Regions from separate parts of the Homo sapiens genome. Here region 1 is linked to region 2. The links are chromatin loops, found by intact Hi-C in ENCODE. Cell type or tissue: Panc1. All regions are shown on one strand.

Evidence for each region. Peaks named below come from ENCODE experiments on the same cell type or tissue, not always from the same donor. Only the 100,000 strongest peaks of a DNase experiment are listed, where the experiment ranks them.
Region 1: a loop joins it to region 2, with 6 times the contacts of the local background. A loop is called at or near these places in 7 of 110 quality-filtered maps.

What each region holds. Positions count from the first base shown.
Region 1 is chr13:61,950,938-61,958,937 of GRCh38, reverse strand. No RefSeq gene overlaps it. Among named protein-coding and RNA genes, the nearest start is that of LINC00358, 75 kb to the left of the region's middle. In Panc1, CTCF peaks have their summits at 4,418 and 4,617 (motif pointing right); a DNase peak (open chromatin) is centred at 4,617; H3K27ac peaks cover 366 bases.
Region 2 is chr13:61,282,136-61,290,135 of GRCh38, reverse strand. No RefSeq gene overlaps it. Among named protein-coding and RNA genes, the nearest start is that of MIR3169, 86 kb to the right of the region's middle. RefSeq lists an enhancer at 4,959-5,460. In Panc1, CTCF peaks have their summits at 3,621 and 3,821 (motif pointing left); no DNase peak of the experiment used is centred here.

The DNA.
Region 1 (8,000 bases), 670 kb before region 2:
TGTATTTAAGTTTAAGTGTATTATAGTTACAAATATTAGACTTAGTGTCATAGGGTTTCTACAATCCGTATGCAAATATGTGTAATGTGCATATATATGTACTTTAATTTTTAAGAAAGTGCATCTAATTCTCAAGTAAATCTGAGATTCATGCAATGGTGAGATCAACTGATGTGGCTAAGAACTTTATTTTACAGATGAGAAAATAAATATCGAGAAATGTTAAATTTTGGCAGAGTTAAAGTCAGGTACTTGTCCTTCAAATTAACTGTTTGTTTTCCCCAACGGCATCAATTTGTATGTGTCTCTTGATGCAACTAATATATAATTCAACATATAGCACAATTATCAATAACATTATCATAGTGAAAAGCTAGTTTTTGTATGAAATTCATTTTGTTTTATTTCAAACATACCTTCTTAGTTATGTTTCCTTAGGCCAAGGAACTCAGCATTCCCAGACCTGGCTGATGACAATCTCTCATATGAGTTGTTAACTTGTTTCACCCTCTTTCTGTAAGATAATCATTGATAATAGGGACCTCTAGAATCCATGTATAGATGAAATAGCCTCTGTTAGCCTGAGAATCTGAATTTTTCTGTGGAGTAGAGACCTGTTCTGCTATGCTACCAATCCAGACATATCAATTTTTAATTCACATAAAGAAGAAAACAAACCTCTATTGAGCTAAGCTACTGAGATTTGTATTTTTACCTATTACAGAAAGCAGCATTATCTTAAATATCAAGACATTAGGACACCATCTAGAAATGGAATTCAGGTCTTTAATTTCAGGTTAGTTTCATATATTGTATTCAAATTTAAAAATAACTAATTTTACCATTAAAATCTATTCAATGGCCTCTCCATTAACACCGATTGTGAAAATAAATTCTTTTAAAGAAAAGTAGCTGTGTGTGGTGGCTCATGCCTGCGAATTGGACACCAGCCTGGGCAACATGGGGAAACCGCTACAAAAAAATACAAAAATTAACTAGACATGCTGGCACACACCTGTAGTTCCAGTTACTCAAAAAGCTGGGCAATAGAGCCAGATCTTGTCTCAAAAAAAAAAAAAAAAGGAAAGAAGAAGAAAGAAGAAAGCAAGAAAAGGAAGGAAGAAAGGAGGGAAGGAAGCGAAGGAAGGAAAAGAAAAGCAATCGAAATTGTCAGGCATTTAAGACACCAACAAGTTGTGTATGGAGAAATCAAATTCAAACATCTCTTTTAGAAAGTCAAGGAAAAATAACTCTATATTTTAAAATAAAAATTTAAAATACATTCTCATTTAGAGGTATTAGGTAAATTTAAATTAACACAGTAAACAATTGTATAACAATATATTATTCAATATAGAATCATTTGATAATTAGTATTCCAAATAAATAATAGTTTAGGAAATCTTACTGTACATAGGGTACTATCAATTAGTGGCTTATTGATGAATCCTAAAAAGCAACATATGAAAAACCTATGCCTCTCTTCATTAGTACCTCAAAGATAAGTTAGCCTAGATGTTCTGGAATGGAAATCTACTTTGCAGTGTAGACATAGGCCTAAGTCTGGGCACTATTCCCTAAGGCCTTGAAAGAAGTTGTAGGTTTATATTTGTCTCAGCTGATAATCAGTGGTGAGAAGTCCACCTATGTTTGAAGACACTGACATTTACACTTTCAAGGAGTAGTAGAAGGGGCAATGACAGTGATGGTGGCCAACATAGTATAAGGAGATCAAGCTCCCATTTTTTCTTGTATTTTCTTTCTTTTATTTATTTATTTACTATTTATATATTTGTGTGTCACCTAGGATCTCCAAACAGCATGTGTGTATGTGTGTTAATGTATATACATATATATATATATATATATACTCACACAGCAATTTTTTTAGTATAAGAGATTTGATCATTGTATAAGAAAATTACCAATAATTATATAAAATCAATAAAAACAATTATCTTCACTGGGAAAGATAAATGCTTCTTAAATAAATAAGATCAAAATCACATGAAATAAAATTTAAAATGTTAAAAAATGATGTCTTTTGCCATTAACACATACAAATTTCAAAAATCTTAGGTTGGAATAATATATTTTATTATATGTTTAAAGAATACTTAAGTAAATTAAATATTAACTAATTTTTACTGTAAAACTGCCCATAAAATGACATAGCATTGGACATTATTTTTTAAATTTACAGTAAAATATTATTTAAAAATATGTGGTTAGTTGAAAAATGAAAAAAAGATCCTTATTCTCAATCCTTCCTTTATTCATGAATTTTGCAATGTATTTTTGCAAGTCCTCACACTGAGGTGAATCCGTTTTTCCCACCCCTTCAATCTGGGTTGCCTTGTAATTAGAGTTAACCAATAACAGTAGTAAGATGAAAATGTGCCAGTTCTATGCTTAGGCCTGCAGAGACAGGACTTGCATGCTTCTGTTCTTAGATTCCTATATGTGCCATGAGAATCAGCTTAGGATGATTTTCTGGAGGATGAGAGACCATGAGGAACAAAACTGAGGCAACCTACTTTTCCAAGTTGAACCTCAAACATATGAGAGCACTCAGCCAATATCAGCAAATCACCTAGCTATCCTCTATCCTATCTGACCACAGACATGTAATCAATTCCAGTGGTATTGGCCAAGGAGTTTTGTAGTGGTTTGTTACATCATATGACTGTAGCTGTAGATAATTAAAACAGAATCTTATACATAACTATATAGAATTCTGTAGATTCTTTAGACTAATTGTGTATATCCCTGCCCTTGACCTGCAATCAGCCTAATCACAAATATTAAAAACTCTTTAAGAAGTTACTAACTTTATTCAGTAAATAAATTGTAAGAAAAAGGAAGATAGTGGTAAAGGTAATTTTACTTGACAGACTCAAAGCACACTTCAATAAAATGTCATATGTGGCTTTGTTTAGATCCTAACTTTAATAAATAAATTATAAGTAAAAGCATTTGTGATTCATATAGGAAGAATTAAATACTAAAATTATTGATAATAATTTTGTATTTTAATAGTATAATGACAATATTGTGAATATGTTTTTTTAAAAAAGAATCTTAATTTTTGCGACCAGCATTATCACACCAGAGCCACATAAGGACATCACACACACACACAAAAAGCTACAGACCAATATCCTTGATGAAAGTAGATACAAAAATTCTCAACAAAATACTAGCAAACAGAATTCAACAACAATTAAAAGGATCATTCACCATTATCAAGTGTGCTTTATCCATAGGATGCATGGATGGTTCAACATATGCAGATCAATAAATGTGATACACCATATTATCCAAATAAAAGAAAAACAAATATAGTCATCCCATTAGATGCAGAAACAACATCTGACAAAATTAAACATCTTTTCAAAAAAACTCTCACCAAATTACATATAGAAGAAATGGACCTCAATACAATAAATGCCATGTATGATGAGCCCACAGTTAACATAGTTAATGGTGAAAAACTGACACTTTTTATATAAGACCTTGAAACAAGACAAGGGTGCCTGTTCTCACCACTTCTATTCAATATAGTATCAGAGGTCCTTGTTAGACTAATGAGACAGGATAAATAAGTAAAAGACCTCCAAATAAGAAAAGAAGTGAAATTGTCACTATTTCCTCATAACATGGTCTTATATATAGAAAACCCTAAATATTCCACAAAAAGTGTTCAAACTGATAAATGAATGCAGTAAAGTTTCTGGATAAAAAATTAACATAAAAATCAATACTATTTCTATGCACCAAAAACTTTCTAAGAGATGCTTATTGGATTATTTAAAGAGGATATGATATATTTGGAATTTAAAAAATCCAATGTTAGTAGTAGAGAAGTGGGTTATACTATAGGCTAACACTTCTTAAAGTTTAACATACATGAGAATCATCTTTAAGATGTTTAAGAAGTTTAACATGTATGATTCTCAGATGATTCTGAGAATGCAGATTCTAATTCAGTACTTTTGCCGCGGGACCTGAGATTCTACTTGTCTAGCAAGCTCCCAGACAAGCCCACCTATTGTAGTAAGGTTGTAAATTTGATGAATGGCCATAAATACATAATTGTGTTTCTGGGTAATGGGTACATGAGGATTCATGGAATCATTGTCCCTATTTTTACATATTTTAAACATTTTTATAATTAAATTGTTTAAAATAATATTTCTAATTCAGTGAGGACCTAAATTCTGTGGGTTTTCTTTTTCGCTGACTTTAAATAAAATAACTATTTTCAAACGATGAACCATTGTGACCTAAGGGAGTTCAGGAAGCTTTGATGGAGGAGGTATTATTTATAGTTTGGCCTTGATGAGTGGACAAATATCAAAAATGTGGAATGAAGGAATGAGAGTGGAACATTCTAGGAGACAAAAACTGGCTTAGTAAATGCATAAAAGCAAAAATGGACATGGGATGTTTACACAGAAGACGACCACCTTGCATGGCATGCAAATGGAAATGTATTTACAAATTTTCAGGGTTGGAATGGAATTTAAGAATTCAAGATAGATCTTGGTGTTAGCTTTAATTGTGGAGCTTAGTGATCAAGTTGGAAAGCAAAAAACCAGAAACATAATTTAATGAACCACAAGATGGCAACAAAGTCCCTTCGGAACACATCTCACAGTTTGCCTCTTCCCCACCATAGGATAAAATCTGGAGTAGAATTCGAGAAGAAAATAGGAAGTCAGTCTTCTAAGCAAGTAGTTAAAATAATTAAAATTTGAACCTAGCTATTACCAAGAATGATTTAATCATCAGGGAACTCATGCATTTTAATCAGAGATATTAAATGCATTTATTAGCTCACATTAACTGATAGAAAAAGTACACATTCATATTTGATAAGTTTATTCTTCCTTAAATATCTTGGGCAAACAGCAGATAAAGTTTTACTGGAAGCACTAATAACACCACTAAGATGAATTCTGCATCTTTATTTATTATATTCATTATTGTGAATGGTTTTTGAATACCTATTCAAAACTGATGATACAGAGTAAAACAACAACAACAACAAAAACCTGGTGAATTTTTTCTTCCTAAAAGTTTCCATACATAGTGAAATTAATATTGTTATTATAAAAGAACATATGATTTAAGTATACCTATTTTTCTGATAAATGTAACATATTTATAAATTAGATTTCTTACATTATGTTTTGACCATACAAGGATCACTCTGGCCCTGTTTTTAGGTGCTCACTTTTTTCGTGCTAAATTTTTAAAGACACTGGAAACAAGGAAGTTGACTATTGCATTAAGATATTGCTATTAATGAGCTGTATGTGTAACTTGTCAAAAATTTCAGAAGCAAAACATAAATTTAAATAGAAATTTGTTGTGAATTTACTATGTGCTATGTAATATGTAATTTAAACAATAGTGAAGTAAAAATAAATAAAGCAAATTTGAAAGAATGTATGGTGAGCAGCGTTAAATGTGGAAAAACATTCAAACAAAGCCATAAAATTCTTTCTTGAAAATAGTGGTTAGGAATTCATTAGTTAATTAGTGATTGAGAGTTTCATCATCAATGATAAGATAAAATATTCTTATTTTAAATTAAAAGTGAAAATTTGTACAGTAATTGGGTGCTACTCTTTCAAGAACTTGGGCACAGAAGGGAAAAAGAAAGCTAGGACTGTATCTTAAGTGAGAATTCAAAATAAAGACAATTTAGAATAAAACAGTTGGATTTACTATGTAGGAGTGTCAGAGTGACATGATTTACAAGTTTGGGCTCTACTTGTATATTATAGATTAGTTTAAAAATGTTTTATGTGGGAAATAATATACACTTTAGTGTTTAATTAGTGTGGTATATTATGGTTTTATATTATGTTGGTGCAAAAGTAATTGTGGTTTTTGTCATTACTTTCAATATAAAAACTGCAATTACTTTTGCACCAACCTAATAGATTTAAAAATATATCGTTTACTCTCAGGGTTAAGTCTACGTTTCAAGTTAAACTGTTTATGGCTACAAAGTGAAAATTATGTAACTGGGAATGATATGAAACAAATTTTATTAAGAAAGACCAATCAGAAATGATTTTGAAACTTTCAAAAAGAAATATTATTTATAGTTTACTATTTCATATGGAACAAAGGACTTATAAACCATTGCATAGTGAAGATTTTCACAGTCATGTTTTTAATAAAACATTATAAATGGTTAGTAATCACCATAAAAATTGCAGGCAATTGAATGTCTCTAATTAATGATAATTTTTAAATACGTTATTTTATTTATCTTACTAAATTGTTTGGCAAATAGGCTTCATTAAAAAACATTAAGGTAATCAGCTTGTGCCTCCAGTACTAATTCTAAATTAAAGGAGACCTATTAATACAGAATTTTTTCATAGAAATTGACACGTGTGACTCCTTCTATGAACTGTAAACCTTTGTGTAGTATGGGTGCTTGAAAATTAAATGTCAGAAAATAAATTTAAAAATATGTGAAATATAAAAAATTAAATTACCATTTTGCACAATTAATTACTGAACTAATTACGCTCTTGAAACTTAGAGCTCAAAAAGCTTTTTAATGCAATAGCATAGAAGGCTTGTGTCTTTAGTTAGCCAAAGTTACTTGATTTTTTCTCTTTATTCATTACTGAACAAATCTTAACATTCTTGGTTTCACGACAATATTGTTCAAGAACACCTAAGCTCTCTCTTGGCTGATACAAAACCACTCTTAACAGCTTAGGTGAGATTCATTGAAAAGTGATCTCTTAAATAGAATGAGGTGCTTAGCATCCATTATTTTATTATTGGTTAGAAGAGAATGTTGGAACTCTTTAGGGTTCAAATACTTTATGAATAACTTGGAACAAAGTGAGATGTGTGTTGTTTAGAGGAGCAACATCAATACAGAAGATTTAGTAATAGGAATTTCATTTTTCTACGTTTGTTAAAACAAAATTATTATGACAGAAAGAACATTTAGATAATCCACATATTCAGTACTATTTGCCCGAAAGTAAAATATTCATTTATATTTGGTTTAATAACTGGCAAAATGTGACTCACAAACTGTGAGCACATTGTCTTAAAACCACATTTTTGTAATCCATCATTCTCGACAATTGAAAGTTGACTTTTGTTCCTAAGTAGGTAATTTATCTGTGTAATATTTTCCATTACTATTCAGTAAATATTGCTTGGGGATAGTGTGAGGTGGTAATTCCCTTTTTAAATAAGTTATCTATTTTTAAATCATTTAGAAGACATTGTATTCTAGCATTTGTTTAATATTATCATCCTTCAAGCTATGGATTCAATTTTGTTTCTTAAGATTTTCATTATATTTGCAAGCCTTATAAAATTATTTTTCTTTATGCCAATTAAATTATACATGGGTCAAACTAATTTATACCATTAGACTTTCATCCTTATAATTCCTAATGCATGTTGAGTTTCCCTTATCTGAAATGCTTGGAACCAGAAGCATTTAGATTTCAGGTGTTTTTAGATTTTGGAATATTCGTATATACACAATGAGAAACCTTGGAGATGGGACCCAAGTCTAAACACAAAATTCATTTATGCTTCATGTGTGCCTTATACATATAGCCTGAAGGTAATTTTATACAATATTTTTAATACAACTCTGTTGTGCCAAAAACAAAGTTTGTATATATTGAACCATCAGAAAGCAAATGTGCCAAATGTGAAATTTTCCACTTCTGGTGTCATGTTGGCACGCAAAAAGTTTTGAGTTTTGCAGCATTTCAAATTTCAGATTTTTGGATTAGAGATGCTCACCTTGTAACATTGGTGGAAAACATGTTATGAGTGCAAGAAGAGTTTGTAGGACCCCTTTATTAGCTAAAAGATAAGCTAGTTCGGCCGGGTGCGGTGGCTCACTCCTGTAATCCCAGCACTTTGGAAAGCCGAGAAGGGCGGATCACCTGAGGTCGGGAATTCGAGACCAGCCTGACCAACATGGAGAAACC
Region 2 (8,000 bases):
AAAGGATGTGACATAGTTTTGGGAAACTGGCCATTTTTAAGATTAGAGAGATTTAAACTTACTCTTTTTTGTCTTTCAATGTCTGAGTTTGGTTTTTTTTTTCTGGTTGGTCAAGTGGTGTGGTTTGGTTTTTATTAAAGTGGCAGGCTGCAAAGACATGTTTTTGTAGTCATTCTAACATATCTCAGCAAAAAATCAAATTAGGGATTCACATTTTAATGCTATAAACTGCTTGCAATTAAGAATCTTTATTTCTAAAATTTATTTCCTAATAATGATAAAGATGGAAAACATGGATATCTTAGTTGTAGTGTTATTTGCTCTACTAAAAAACACAGAAAGTTTGTTCACATTTTTAAGGGTCCCTTATACATTACTATCTATCTAAATATCATGTATCTATTTATAATCTATCAACTTACCTACTTGTGTATCCACTATATACATTATTCATTAATAAATGATATCTACACATGGCAATTTTTTTTCTTTTAAATATGGACATACTTATTTCTGCAAGGACCACTATGAACTTTTCTCTTTATTGGCGGCCCAAACTCCCTCTGTGAATTCAACAAGCATTAACTGAGGGCTTATTGAAGTGTATTCAAGGCTGGGGACACAAAGACGAAGAAAAAAAATAAAATGAAGGAAAAAAAGTCTTAATAAAGACACAGTCTTGCAAGTAAATATGTGTTTCTCTATGTGATTATTGATAAAAAGTATAAAATGAAAAAATGTTGAATTATTCAATGAACTTCAAAAAATAATGGTTTGGTTGATATGAACTTTGACAGGAAGTGGGACCTTAGCAAGTGGAAGAAATCTCAAATAGGGCATTCTGGCTCTTTTTCTTAACAATCTTACTATATAGATTTCAATGAAAAATACGGATAAAGATTTATATTTTGAGTAAACAGGGTAAAAAAGTATTTAATCTATTTAGCATCCTTTATGTGATGGACATAAAAACAACATAATTTTATTTTTATTACATTTTAGTCATATCGATATTTTCAGTAAATACATCTAAGAATAGTTTATGTCTATCAAACTGAAAGAGTAAATGAAGTCACCTCTGTAGACCACTGTAGACTTGAGCCAAGTCTGCTCTTGGATTGGCTCCCAGAGCTGACATTGATTTCAGTAGCAGTTGCATGCAGAAATCTCAGCAATGAAATTAGCTGATGGACAGGATGTTATTACAAAGAGCGAATCTGTAAAATGTTTCAAATATCAGTAACAGCCAAAAGGGAAAAAAAAGGCAGTTAATCAAATGTCAAAGCAACATCATGTAGAGCCAGTTTTGTCTGTAAAAAAGTACATTTGGTTCTTTGTGACTGAATCAAACTTCATCATCTCAAGACTAAAATATGTGACCTTCTACATTTCAAAGTAGAGGCTTCCATTAAATAACAAATCATTATAATCTGTAAAAAAAGAATCGATGAGGAAAACACACATATTTATGTGGTCTGGGAAAAAATGAAACAATAGAAAAGAAAATATATGAAATATAAGAAAAAGTAGCATTTAGATTCCAATAAATATCTATAGTTCAGAAACACAACCAGAGAAATCCCTCAAACTGTGAATCTGATGATATTACCTCCAGTGGTGGAATTCTTTAGTGGCCTGTCATTTCTTTCACAGGAGACTTAAAGTATCTTAGCATGAAACCCAAGATTATCCATGGCTTGGCTCCCACCTCACTCTACAGCCTATCTCTTCCATGCTTCTCCATGCTCATACCCTTTCCTTCAGACCCACAAACTGTCTTCAGTCCCACATGCTTCCCCACATCTAAGGCCCTTTATATAAACCATTCATCTCTACCAGAGGCTCCTTCTTGAAGCTTATAATTAACTGAGCATACTGCTGTGCTGGCCCAGCAGAGTTGCTTTTAGTGAATCCTGATTCTGGGAAGACTCAGGAAGCTATTGCAAAAAGTGTTAGCATTTTAATATTAATAAAAGCTTTTAAACCATACCCTATTTAAATGAGTTGTCTAAAAATTGTAATGGCTAGGAGATGTGAGGCAATCCATTATTAACATCAGGAATTTTGTGTATCACAAAAGCCTGAGCCTTGAAGTATAATTAACAGAACAGAATTAACTCTCATCATTGAAAAAGAAATCAAATGTAATATTAGAACTTGAAAATGTCTAAAAACAACTGTAACTGGTGAATAGCATTAGCACCGGAAAGCCAGAGACACTTAAAAATGGTGACGACAACCCTTTAAAACAGTAGCAAACAAATGGAACCATCTGTTTCCAGAAACTGAATTTATCCATAGGTGTTCCAGGTCTTTGCAGAATCATCAGTGAATCAAGCACATAATATAATATACCTATTTGCAATTAGAAAATATATAAATTAGAAGGTACATTTTGAAATAGTCATGTATTCAAAATCACTTGTTAATGAGGCATCTGTGAAGGAGTTCTGTTATCCTCAAATATCCAAGTATCTCAGAACCAGATATTATGAGAAATGTTCCACAGTATGTCATAACTGTAAAAGAAATCCACAATTATAATAAGATAATCCATAAAAGCAATAATATATTGTATTTACTGTGACATGGTTTGGCTGTGTGTCTCCACCCAAATCTCATGTCTAATTGTAATACCCATGTGTCAGAAGGAGCCTAGTGGGAGGTGATTGGATCATGGTGGCAGATATCCCCCTTGCTGTTTTCGTAATAATGAGTGAGTTCTCACGAGATCTGATGGTTTAAAAGTGTGGCACTTCCCATTTTGCTTTCTCTGTCTCTCCTGCCACCATGTAAGACGGGCCCTGCTTCTCCTTTGCCTTTGGCCAGGATTGTAAGGTTCCTCCCCAGCCATGTGAAATTGTGAGTCAATTAAACCTATTTTCTTTGTAAATGACCCAGTCTCAGGTAGTTCTTCATAGCAGTGTGGAAATGGAGTAATAAATATTATGAATGGATATTTTATAAATATCTATCTCAGAGGAGGCTGAGAGACTGTTACTTGACCCCAGTGGCCAAGTGGTTAAGTGGTAGGTAGAATCAACTTTTGAGTCTCCATTATTTGACTTTAAAGTCCATATTTTTAGTAAAATATTCCATGGATATTACTAAAGAAAAAGAAAAAAACCTCCCACATTCATTCTATTATCTGCAAAAAATAATACTTGTGGAAGAAGAAAAATTATGTGGTTTTTCTAAGGTTCAAATGCTCTCATATCTTCAGTCATATTTGAGCAAACTGGCCCAATGGGAGATGAACCATAGATGTATTCCTAGCATTTTCAGATGTCATTTCCTATCATTTAAAAAATCTATACTTTTCTACTAGACTTAATTTATCTTTATACTCTGGTCAGCCCATGCAGTGCCTTGTACATACTTAGTCATACAATCCCTGAACTTCAAATTTAGGTATAGCATAAAAATTTTTCTTATAACTAACTACTAAAGAATTATTGTTGCCTAGACAAAATTTATCTCCCATTTTTTCTTCCTTTTGGGTCACTGGGCTTCATTGGCTGGAACATGAGGACGACAGTAAAAGTGGGTAGAATTCACCTATTCTCTGTGCAAGGAAATCTCATAGCATGCCTAGCTCTAGGGAAATCCCACTACTTTTTCTTGTAATTATTTCAGCAATTCAGATGTTAGAGAATTATTACATGACATGACTATTATTCACCCATAGGGGACACAGTCAGATAATAAGACATTTTCTCCCATATTTAAAGGATAGATCTCTCTCCTTTTAGGTATGAACAAAGGCCTTTTGCCCCTATGGCTGCTGGCTGCCATCTTGTGGCCACAATAGAAGTTGATCTAAAGGCTAAGGCAACACAGTGGGCCAGAGTCAAGGGGCTCCACGAAGAAACAGAGATGGAGACTTGAACTCACCAGCTGATTGAGTCTATCCTACGTCTTGCTATGTACTACAATGTTTCCTTATTCATAGAGTTGGTTTGAATCACAGGATCTGTCGCTTATATTTGAGAGCACCTAATTTATATAAGATATATAATTTGGTTAATGAAATAAAAGCTGCATATCAGAATGTACATCTTACCTAAAATGTAGGTCCAATTCGGGAAATGTCACCCCAAAATGTGATGCTTCAGTGTGCTGATCACTTTGAACTGAAGGCACTTGGGAAAACAGTGGATTCAGGCAGAGGCTTTTTCTCAGCTCCTCTAATCTGCATAAAGATGGATCCTCCAAATGAATCTTACATGTCATAAATCCCCTTCTCAGGAATTCTTCCAACCACGAAAGACTGACTTAAATGGCTGGAGAGGAGCCTAGAGGCCAATACTAACCCAGTAAGGCTGTCCTCTCTTCTTAGGGCTGCTCATTGACTACTTTTGTTACGTGGGAGACTTTTTTCTGCATAACAAGACCACCTTTATTCACCATACATTTCCTTGCCTCACCTTCCCATAACTTGTGTTGCCCCAAGAAGCCCCAATTTCCTATTCCTTTCTTTAGCTCAGGATGCAATTATATGAGCTTCAATATTCTGACCCTTCTTTGAGTCTCAGATTTTGCGGAACTCTTGTGCATATATATATGATTAAATGTGGTTTATTTCCTTAATCTGTTTTATGTCAATTTAACTCATAGGCCAGCCAAGGAACGTAGAAGAGTGGAGGGAAGCTATTCTTCACTTGCTTAGACATTCAAGAAAAACATATTCAAATAAAAGTTGTATCATATCTATCAGTCCTGGTCCAATAGTTTCATATAAGCATAATATTGAACTTAATTAAAATTATTTAGAAAAATAGGCATAGTGATACTTTGAATAGCATCGTACCAAAACAGTATTTATTTTTAATTTGTCAAAAGGACAGATTGTGTTACTATTGGCTTAAAGTCATTCAATGGAACCACATTGCACTTAAAAATTCTCTCTTCTAATCAAGGCTCAGTCTAAACTCTCGATTAATTTGGCTTCCAGTGTAAGGATTCATAAGGCCATAAAGTCTTACACTTCAGGCTTCAGTGCAAATGTCACCTCGTCTGAGAAGTTTTATCCTTCCACTGTATCTAAATCCATGTCTTCCTTTCCAGCATTTATCACCTTGTTCACTTCCTTCATAACTCTTATCACTAGCCTGAATGTATTTTGCTTACTTGTTCCTTTACTAATTTATCTCTGTCTACACTTGTGAGATTATTGATTCCATTCTGCTTGAATGGAATCCATTGTTACCTGGGAGACTTTTCTCTGCATAACAAAACCACCTTTATTCACCATACATTTCCTTGCCTAACCTTCCCATAACTTGTGTTGCCCCAAGAAGCCCCAATTTCCTATTCCTTTCTTTAGCTCAGGATGCAATTATATAAGCTTCAATATTCTGGCCCTTCTTTGAGTCTCAGATTTTGTGGAACTCTTGTGCATATAGATATGATTAGATGTGGTTTATTTCCTTAATCTGTTTTATGACAGGGTTCCTGCTTCTCATCCTCAGCATTAAATTCCCAGCAAATAGAACTGGCTCCCAGTAGGCAATCGAGTATTTGTTTAATAAATGAGTGAATGACTAAATACACGAAAGTCCTCTAAAACACCAAGGTTTTCTCAGTTTTGTTTCATAGTACTCTGAATAATATATGGAATATATTTTTCTATTCAAATCATATGAAAAGTAGTGTTCAATTGAGTTTAACAGGCCAGTCTTAAATACATTTGCATGAAATATCCTCCTTCATCTTAACACTTTACTATTTTTTTCCACTTTGTACATTGGTTAGATTATCTCTTTTGAGTGATCAAGAAATATTTAGATAGCTGTGATGAGGGAGGGAAGGAGAACGAGACCTGGACTTTTACAGTGCAGGGCTTCTAAATGACCTACTCTATCTTCTATTCCAATAGAAAAATTGGTCCCCAAAAACGTTTCCTTGATGAATAGCATGGCAATTTCAAAGTTGTGAGTTTTTTCTCTGTTTACATGACCTTAAATTGCAGTGAAATCCACAAGCATTTAAAAGTACAAAGACTGCAAGGCCCTTTCTGACACTCATTTCATGTCTACAATTACCCAAACTCAAAACACATGTGAATAATACTGAATAGAAATACTTCAATACAATTTTTTTCTTTTTAAATAAAATGAAAAGACCTAGGCAGTAGTCTGTACTCTGTTTTTCCACAACTTGAATTTAGATTGACAATATAAAATACCTTTTTTCATCACAGATTTAACAGAAACTATGCCTGATTCTTAAATTCTGATATTCCTGTTTTTGTATCATAGGTAAGGGAAATTGTTTGATAAGCCACTTATATTGTTAGCACTATATTCAGCTATGAACACTGTATTCACTTATATTGTTAGCACTGTATTTTATTTTCTGTGTTCTAATGCTTTGACATTGGAGCCTTGCTGACTTTAGAGGGACTGTACCTCCTAGAGTTAGCCAGTTCTTAGGGATAGTAAACAACTCACCCAGGAACATGCTTTCAAACACAAATCAATGAATCTAGAGTCCAGGACAACATCGCATGTCAGGCTTTCACACTCTAGGTGACTATCCTGTCCTTACCAACCCCTGGGTCAAGTACTAGACAACTATTCTCCAGAACTCACTAGATGACCCCCGTGTTTCTCAGTGTGAACCCCCATTTTATCATATCTTCTTCCTCTTAGGAACTATGTTGTCTTGGTGCATTGGGGCTGTTATAACAAAATATCATAAACTGAGTAACTCAAACGACAGAAATTTATTTCTTACAGTCTTGGGAGTCTGGAAAGTCCAAGATCAAGACACTGATTGACTCCATGTGATGAGAGCCTGCTTCCTAGTTCACAAATATTGCCTTCTAGCTGTGTCCTTACATGGTGGAAAGGGTAAGGGGGTATTTCTCAGACCACTTTTATAAGGGCACTAAGTTCCACCTTCATTTCTACCTCACTTTCCAAAGGTATTGTTACAGGTAGTTAGGCAGACATGAGCAGGGCAGGGAAGGCTCTCCTCCATCCACTAGGAATGTTGGATGATTGTTTGGCAATTATCACATTGCCTCTCTAAAAGTGATAAATTGGTGGTTCCAGGGAGAGGCCAGTTCCTGATGGTCCACACCTGTTGCAAATTGTTAATTGAGTGCAGGCTCCTGGGGGAAGCAACTTCCCAGTCATATGTATCAAAAGACAAAATGGTGGAGTGTCACCTTCTGGGGGCACACCACTGGAAAAGGGAAGAAAGCCTGAGATGGGCTTGCATACAACTTCCTAAACACACTGTGAGTGCTCACCTCCCAAGGGTAAGGAGGGCACTGTGCATGTGGGCCGCCCACCCTAAGGGAAGAATCACTGGAAAGGGGCCAGCCTATAAAGTCCTAGGATCATGATTAAACATGGCACTCGGTGCCTGCTTGGGTCTCTTGAAGTATCCCTTCCTTTATTTTCTATTCCAAAGCTTTTTAAATAAAACTTCCACTCCTGCTCTAAAACTTGCCTCAGTCTCTTTTTCTGCCTTATACCCCTCAGTCAAATTCGTTCTTCTAAGGAGGCAAGAATTAAGGTTGCTGTGGACCTGTACATATTTGCCACCAGTAACTTGAATATTTGCCACGGGTAATGGTACCAACTCCTAATAACATCACCCGGAGAGTTAAAATTTCAAGTTATTAATTGAGGGGCACAAATATTCAGACCATAGTATATGACTAAGAAACTATCTTTTCAGTTGCAATTTTCTTCTAATCTATTCACCTTAGCATACCTACATAATAATAAAACCTCCTAAAATAAATACATAAGGTATATTTAGTTATATGGCAAAAGGGTTATAAAGTTAGTTTCTTAGGATAAAGAAACACACTGAAAACTCCACTAATAAGTTTAAAAACTATGAAAGACCTTGAAAATAAAAAGTTGAGTGAAAAATATCAAATGTGTAATGTATAATCGTTTTTGCATTTAAAATAGTATTCATAAGGTTTTCATAGTTTTGCTTTCAATTTGACCTCATAATTCTATCATTTTGCCCATTGT